Regions from separate parts of the Homo sapiens genome. Here region 1 is linked to region 2. The links are chromatin contacts, found by Hi-C in ENCODE. All regions are on one chromosome and are shown on one strand. The core of a region is the stretch at or near the end of the contact, and the rest is flanking DNA. Distances in the headings are between cores, read along the strand shown. Region 1 holds the start of LGALS9C (galectin 9C). Region 2 holds the start of SHMT1 (serine hydroxymethyltransferase 1).

Region 1 (2,700 bases), core at 123-2,622, 110 kb after region 2:
CTTCAGCCTCCCAAAGGGCTGGGATTACAGGCATGAGCCACCACGCCCTGCCCATTTTTCTAAGTTGGATTATTTTACACTCAAGTCTGCTATGAATGATAGTTCCAGTTGTTCCATATCCCAATCAATTGGTGATTGCTACAAATGACGTGACGTGATGAAAATATTCCTGGTATTCGAGAGGATTGCAAAGAATTTCCCTTCTTTTCTCTCCTTTCTGCTCCCCTTGTACTGTCTACTCCTTAACTTGGTCAAATTCTACTTGATCCAGAACATAATGGGATGGTGAGTGCAGACGACACACACGGCCTCAGTCTATGGGAACATCTCAAAGGAGTTCGTCTGCAAATTCTAGTGCATCTAGGCAGAACACAGGAAGGAAGAGAGGTGCAGACTTACGTATGGCCCTGGGGCACCTGCCATCCCCTCGAGCCTGTATGGTCCTTACCCGCCCATCCCCAGCTTGAGTTCTGGGCCTTCTCGCCAGCACATCGTTGGGACCTGGTCAACTTCAGGTAAGTTTATTTCATGGCTCCCTCTCCCCTCTGCAGCCTATCCTGTTATTCTCTGTTTCAGCCAATTATTTCCCCTAACTAGGTGCTGAAGCCAATTAAAGGCAGTTCATGCCATATGTTCCTTCCCACTCCCATGTCACTTGAAATGTTCTATTATGTCCAATACTTCTCTCCCCATCCTAAAGCTCACAAAATAAGGATGGAGAAGAGAAGAAAGAGAGATTCACTGAGGGGGAGGATCAGAAGCTCCTGGGCACCCCATACTCTAGAATAAAAATCTTCATTATAGTGTTTTTCATGCAAAATATTCCCTTCTACATAATTATGTTTTAACATGAAGAATAGAAATTTAAAGAGGAGAAATACTTCTTGAAGATTCTGAGAATCTTCATATAGCTCAGGCTGCCACGAATTAGCTGTGTGACCTGGGGCATGTCCCTCAGACTCTGAGCCTCAGCTTCTCTATATGTAAAATGAGTTGAAGCCACCCTTCCCCACAAGCACCCTGTGCACAGGCAATACCCAGCCCCATTATTTTCTGGAACCAGTGGCCAAGCATGCTTAGGACACACAGCCACATACTTCTGGGCAGTGTCATCTGGCAACTCACTGTCATGTCAGTGTGGTCAAGCATTGTAGACCTCTATGAACCAAATATGCTTCAGGCTTGGGTTGAGCACAGGAGAGGGAGGAGGGAAAGGTCACTGGGGCTGGGAGTGCCTACTTCCCTCTATGAGTGTCACCCCAGTTCACCCAACACCCTACCTTTCTCTCTCTGGACCCACTTCCTCTTGCTGCCGGCTCCTCCCCATTGAATAACAGCCAAGTTGCTTTGGTTTCTATTACTTTGTTAAGTCATTCCTTCTGCAAAGGACTGCCTGGCAGGTGTCAAAGGCAGTGGTGGCCACAGAGGCGGTGGAGAGATGGCCTTCAGCGGTTGCCAGGCTCCCTATCTGAGCCCAGTGAGTTCCGGGGCCGTGGGCACAGGGCTGCCTCAGCCAGGGGGACACAGTTCTGGGGCTCTGAGGAAGCAACTCCTGGGTGGCAGGAGATAGGGGTGGGGGCATCCCAAAGAGAACACAAGCAGGGCAGAAATGTCAGTGGGGGTCGTCCTGGCACAGCTGTGCCATGCTGAGCTCACTCATGCCTGGAGAGATGCTCCTCCCATGAGTCATGGGTTTGACAGTGTTGGCTGAGCTGTCCTGTCCTGTCCTGTGCGCTCAGGGGAAGAGGTGTAGAGTGGGATGGTTTGTGTAAAGAGGAAGCAAGCATGCTTCTGGGACAGTAAGGATGCTACCCGGCATGGTAGTTAAGGGTGCGTACTGTGGAGTTGGCCTCCCTGGGTCCAGCTATTTACTGGCTGGTGGTCTCTGGGCCTCAGTTTCCATATCTGTGAAGTGGGAATAATACTTGAGCCCCCCACTCCCAGGGTTGGGATATGGATTAAGGAAGTAGTGTATCTAGAGTGTTTGAACAGTGCCTGACACACTGTAGGTGCTTTGGGAGTGTTTCATGTTATTGGGAGTCTGGGTGCAGCAGGGAAGGCCTCCCGAGGAGGTGTCTGTGCTCTGAAGGGTGAGGCGGAGTTAACCAGGCATAGGCATGTCAGGGCATCTGTAGACGGACAGTCTCAGAGGTGACGGAGGCAGGGACTGTCCCTGCAGTGTGGGGTCAGAGGGCTGCAGGTGCCTTGCTGAAACTCTGTGAGGTTTATGAGTCCCCTTCATTCACGGAAAATCCAAGGTTCAGGGAGGCAAAGGCCAGTTGCCAAATGCCCCCAGATGGGAGTGGCAGCCCCAGGAGCCCAGGAGCCTTCAGGGGTGACTGTGTCCTGGGCTGGGTCCTGTCACAGGATCTCACCCTGCCTTGGCAAAGAGCTTCCCGAGGGGCTGGAGTGGGTGGGCTGATGGGCCCTTCCTGAGTGGGGAGGCAGAATGGGGAGGGTGGGCAGAGGCAGGGTGCTGAGGGCAGGGAAGCTGCCAGGGGCCACCTCAGCAGAGGCCAGGGTTGGGCTTGGGTGCCCTCTGGTGATACTGAGTCCAGAATGAGGCTGCCTATGTTCTGGTCTGCAGAGCTCAGCTCTGCTTTCTAGACTCCAGAGAGGAAGAATGGAGAAAGGAGGCCTGTTTCCTCCTGGCTGTCACCAATGACCCCTCAGCCACCCTATGGAAGCCCCCAAGGTAGA
Region 2 (2,700 bases), core at 87-2,586:
TTGTCCCAGGACATTGCACTAAATAAAAACACAATTACCCACTTCCGTTCCAAGTTCCCCCAAGTAATAAATTTACGTTATTTCTTTTCTTTTTTTTCTTTTCTTTCTCTCTCTTTCTTTCTTTTGAGATAGAGTCTCACTCTGTCACTCAGGCTGGAGTGCAGTGGCGTGATCTCCGCTCACTGCAACCTCCACCTCCCGGGTTCAAGCGATTCTCCTGCCTCAGCCTTCCGAGTAGCTGGGATTATAGGTGTGTGCCACCATGGGCAGCCAGGTTTTTTTGTATTTTTAGTACAGACGGGGTTTCACCATGTTGGCCAGGCTGGTCTCCAACTACTAACCTCAAGTGATCCGCCCACCTCGGCCTCCCAAAATGCTGGGATTACAGGCATGAGCCACCGCGCCCGGCCTACAATGTTATTTCTGCAAGAACCTAAACTGGTGTTTCCAGTCTATTCTCTGGGTAACTGCCCGATTGAAGGCCCGCATCTGTGCTGACCTCAGCTGGACCAAGGGTCACTTAACTCCCGGAATCTCGAAGCCAAGGCACCGGGCCAAGAACTTCACAGTGCAACATTTGTCTCCTAGAACAGGGGGTGGCAGATTGCGGGCAACAGGAAGAGCTCATTCCCCACAGGGATCTGGTGGCACGGGCCAAAAGTGGAGCGACCCTGCGCGCAGCCTTTAGGGGCGCAGGCTTTGAGAACCCGGGTTCTATTCCGGGCTCTGCCATTTAAGTTGCCTCCTTTCTCAGGGCCCCACCACCTTCCTCACCTGTAAAATGGGGGAAACAGTAGCACTTGACTTGCAGCTTTGTTGTGAAGGAGCTAGGATTGTTTAAATCGAAAATGCTCAACGAGAAAAGTGTTCAGTGGAGAGCTACTACTCACATCCCCGATAAGCCTTCGCATTCTTGCCAAAGGCCACGGGCCGCCACCCCATCATACCGAATGTGCCTGGAACTGGGGCGCTGCGGCTGGCCGCCGCCCGATCCCCAGCCCAGGCGCGACCCAAGCGCTCCCCTCCCGTCATTGCGGCTGCAGAGGGTGGGGTACGGCGGGGGACAGCGAGGACGCCGAAGCACCCCCCGGGCTCTGGGACGCCGCGGCCCTCGGACCCGAAGCCGCCCACCTACCGGAACACGGCCCGCGCACGTACCTAGCGACGCCTCCGTCCTACGCCGCCGCCGGTGCCACCAGTCCCAGACCCGCTGACCCAACGCCCCGCGCACCGCCGCGGGCCAGCCACGTGACCAGCCGCTCCAACCCCAAACCCCGAACTTGGCGCTGGACCGCTCGAGCTCAGGAAGGTGCACTCTGCGCGCCAGGCTTGGGCTTGGCCCCGCCCCCGGAGGCGCCCAATCAGAGAGCGCAGCCAAGCATGGGCCGCCACCAAACGCACCCGCGCTATTGGCTGCGGCGCAGCGGCGGGCAGGGCCTGTTTCTCCGGGGCGGGCCGGAGGCCGCGTAGTGCAGCTGCGCACCTGGGGCAGGGACCTGCAGAACTGACCCGCTTTGGCTGCAGGGCTGGTGTGTGGACCAAGATTTCCAGGAAGACTACACAGGGCCTTCCTCACTTAAGCCTGTCGCTTGGGCCGTGGGATTATGAGTGAATTTTGTTCATGGTACTACTTTTAGTTTGCAGGGTGGTCATTTAAAGTAGGACAAATGTGCGTCCAAACTGCAACATTATTACTCTGTAGGTGTATAATCCAAGAGCAGACACTTTATTATTATTATTTTTGTTATTTTTTATTTTTATTTTTTTGAGACAGGGTCTCACTCTGTCCCCCAGGTTGAAGTAGAGATGGGGGTCTAACTATGTTGCCTCCCAGGAGGCGGAGGTTGCAGTGAGTCGAGATCGCGCCACTGCACTCCAGCCTGGGGGACGGAGCGAGACAACGTCTCAAGAAGAATAAAATAAGATAAATAAAATACTGACACACAATAAGGACTCAATGAACATTACCTATTGTTAAGAATGATAAAAACCGGGGCCACATGTCAGGACCACCTGAGGCTGCGTCATAAATTTTTTTATTTGTCAAATGATAACAATAATTATTATAAGAATGATAAAAACCGGGCGCAGTGGCTCACCCCTGTAATTCCAGCACTTTGGGAGGCCGAGGCAGATGGCTTGAGCCTAGGAGTTCAAGACCAGCCTGGGCAAAATGGTGAAACCTTGTCTCTACAAATAATTTTAAAATTAGCTGGGTGTGGTGGCAGTCGCCTGTAGTCCCAGCTACTTGGGGGGCTGAATGGGAGGATCACTTGAGCCTGGGAGGCAGAGGTTGCAGTAAGCAATGATCTTGCCTCTGTACTCCAGCCTGGGCAACAGAGTGAGACCCTCATCATCTCGAAAAACAAACAAACAAAAAATACAAAAAAAACTTTTTTTTTTTTTTGAGACAGAGTCTTGCTCTGTCGCCCAGGCTGGAGTGCAGTGGCGCGATCTCGGCTCACTGCAAGCTCCACCTCCCGGGTTCACGTCATTCTCCTGCTTCAGCCTCCTGAGTAGCTGGGACTACAGGCCTCCGCCACCACGCCTGGCTAATTTTTTTTTATTTTTGAGACGGAGTCTCCCTCTCTTGCCCAGGCTGGAGTGCTGTGGCGCGATCTAGGCCCACTGCGAGCTCTGCCTCCTGGGTTCATGCCATTCTCCTGCCTCAGCCTCCCGAGTAGCTGGGACTACAGGAGC

Evidence for each region. Hi-C counts contacts between places; a loop is a spot of excess contacts on that map. Pooled maps may share reads with other maps.
Region 1: a pooled map shows a loop between it and region 2 (2.2-fold over the local background). The contact joins the promoter of LGALS9C here to the promoter of SHMT1 in region 2. A Hi-C loop is called at or near these places in 2 of 50 pooled maps.

The regions. Positions count from the first base shown.
Region 1 is chr17:18,475,417-18,478,116 of GRCh38, forward strand. It overlaps LGALS9C (galectin 9C), which reads left to right and starts at 1,373. Exons shown (of 11, transcript NM_001040078.3): 1 at 1,373-1,477. The coding sequence starts at 1,439.
Region 2 is chr17:18,362,214-18,364,913 of GRCh38, forward strand. SHMT1 (serine hydroxymethyltransferase 1) reads right to left here and starts at 1,337. Exons shown (of 12, transcript NM_004169.5): 1 at 1,159-1,337. RefSeq lists a silencer at 962-1,431.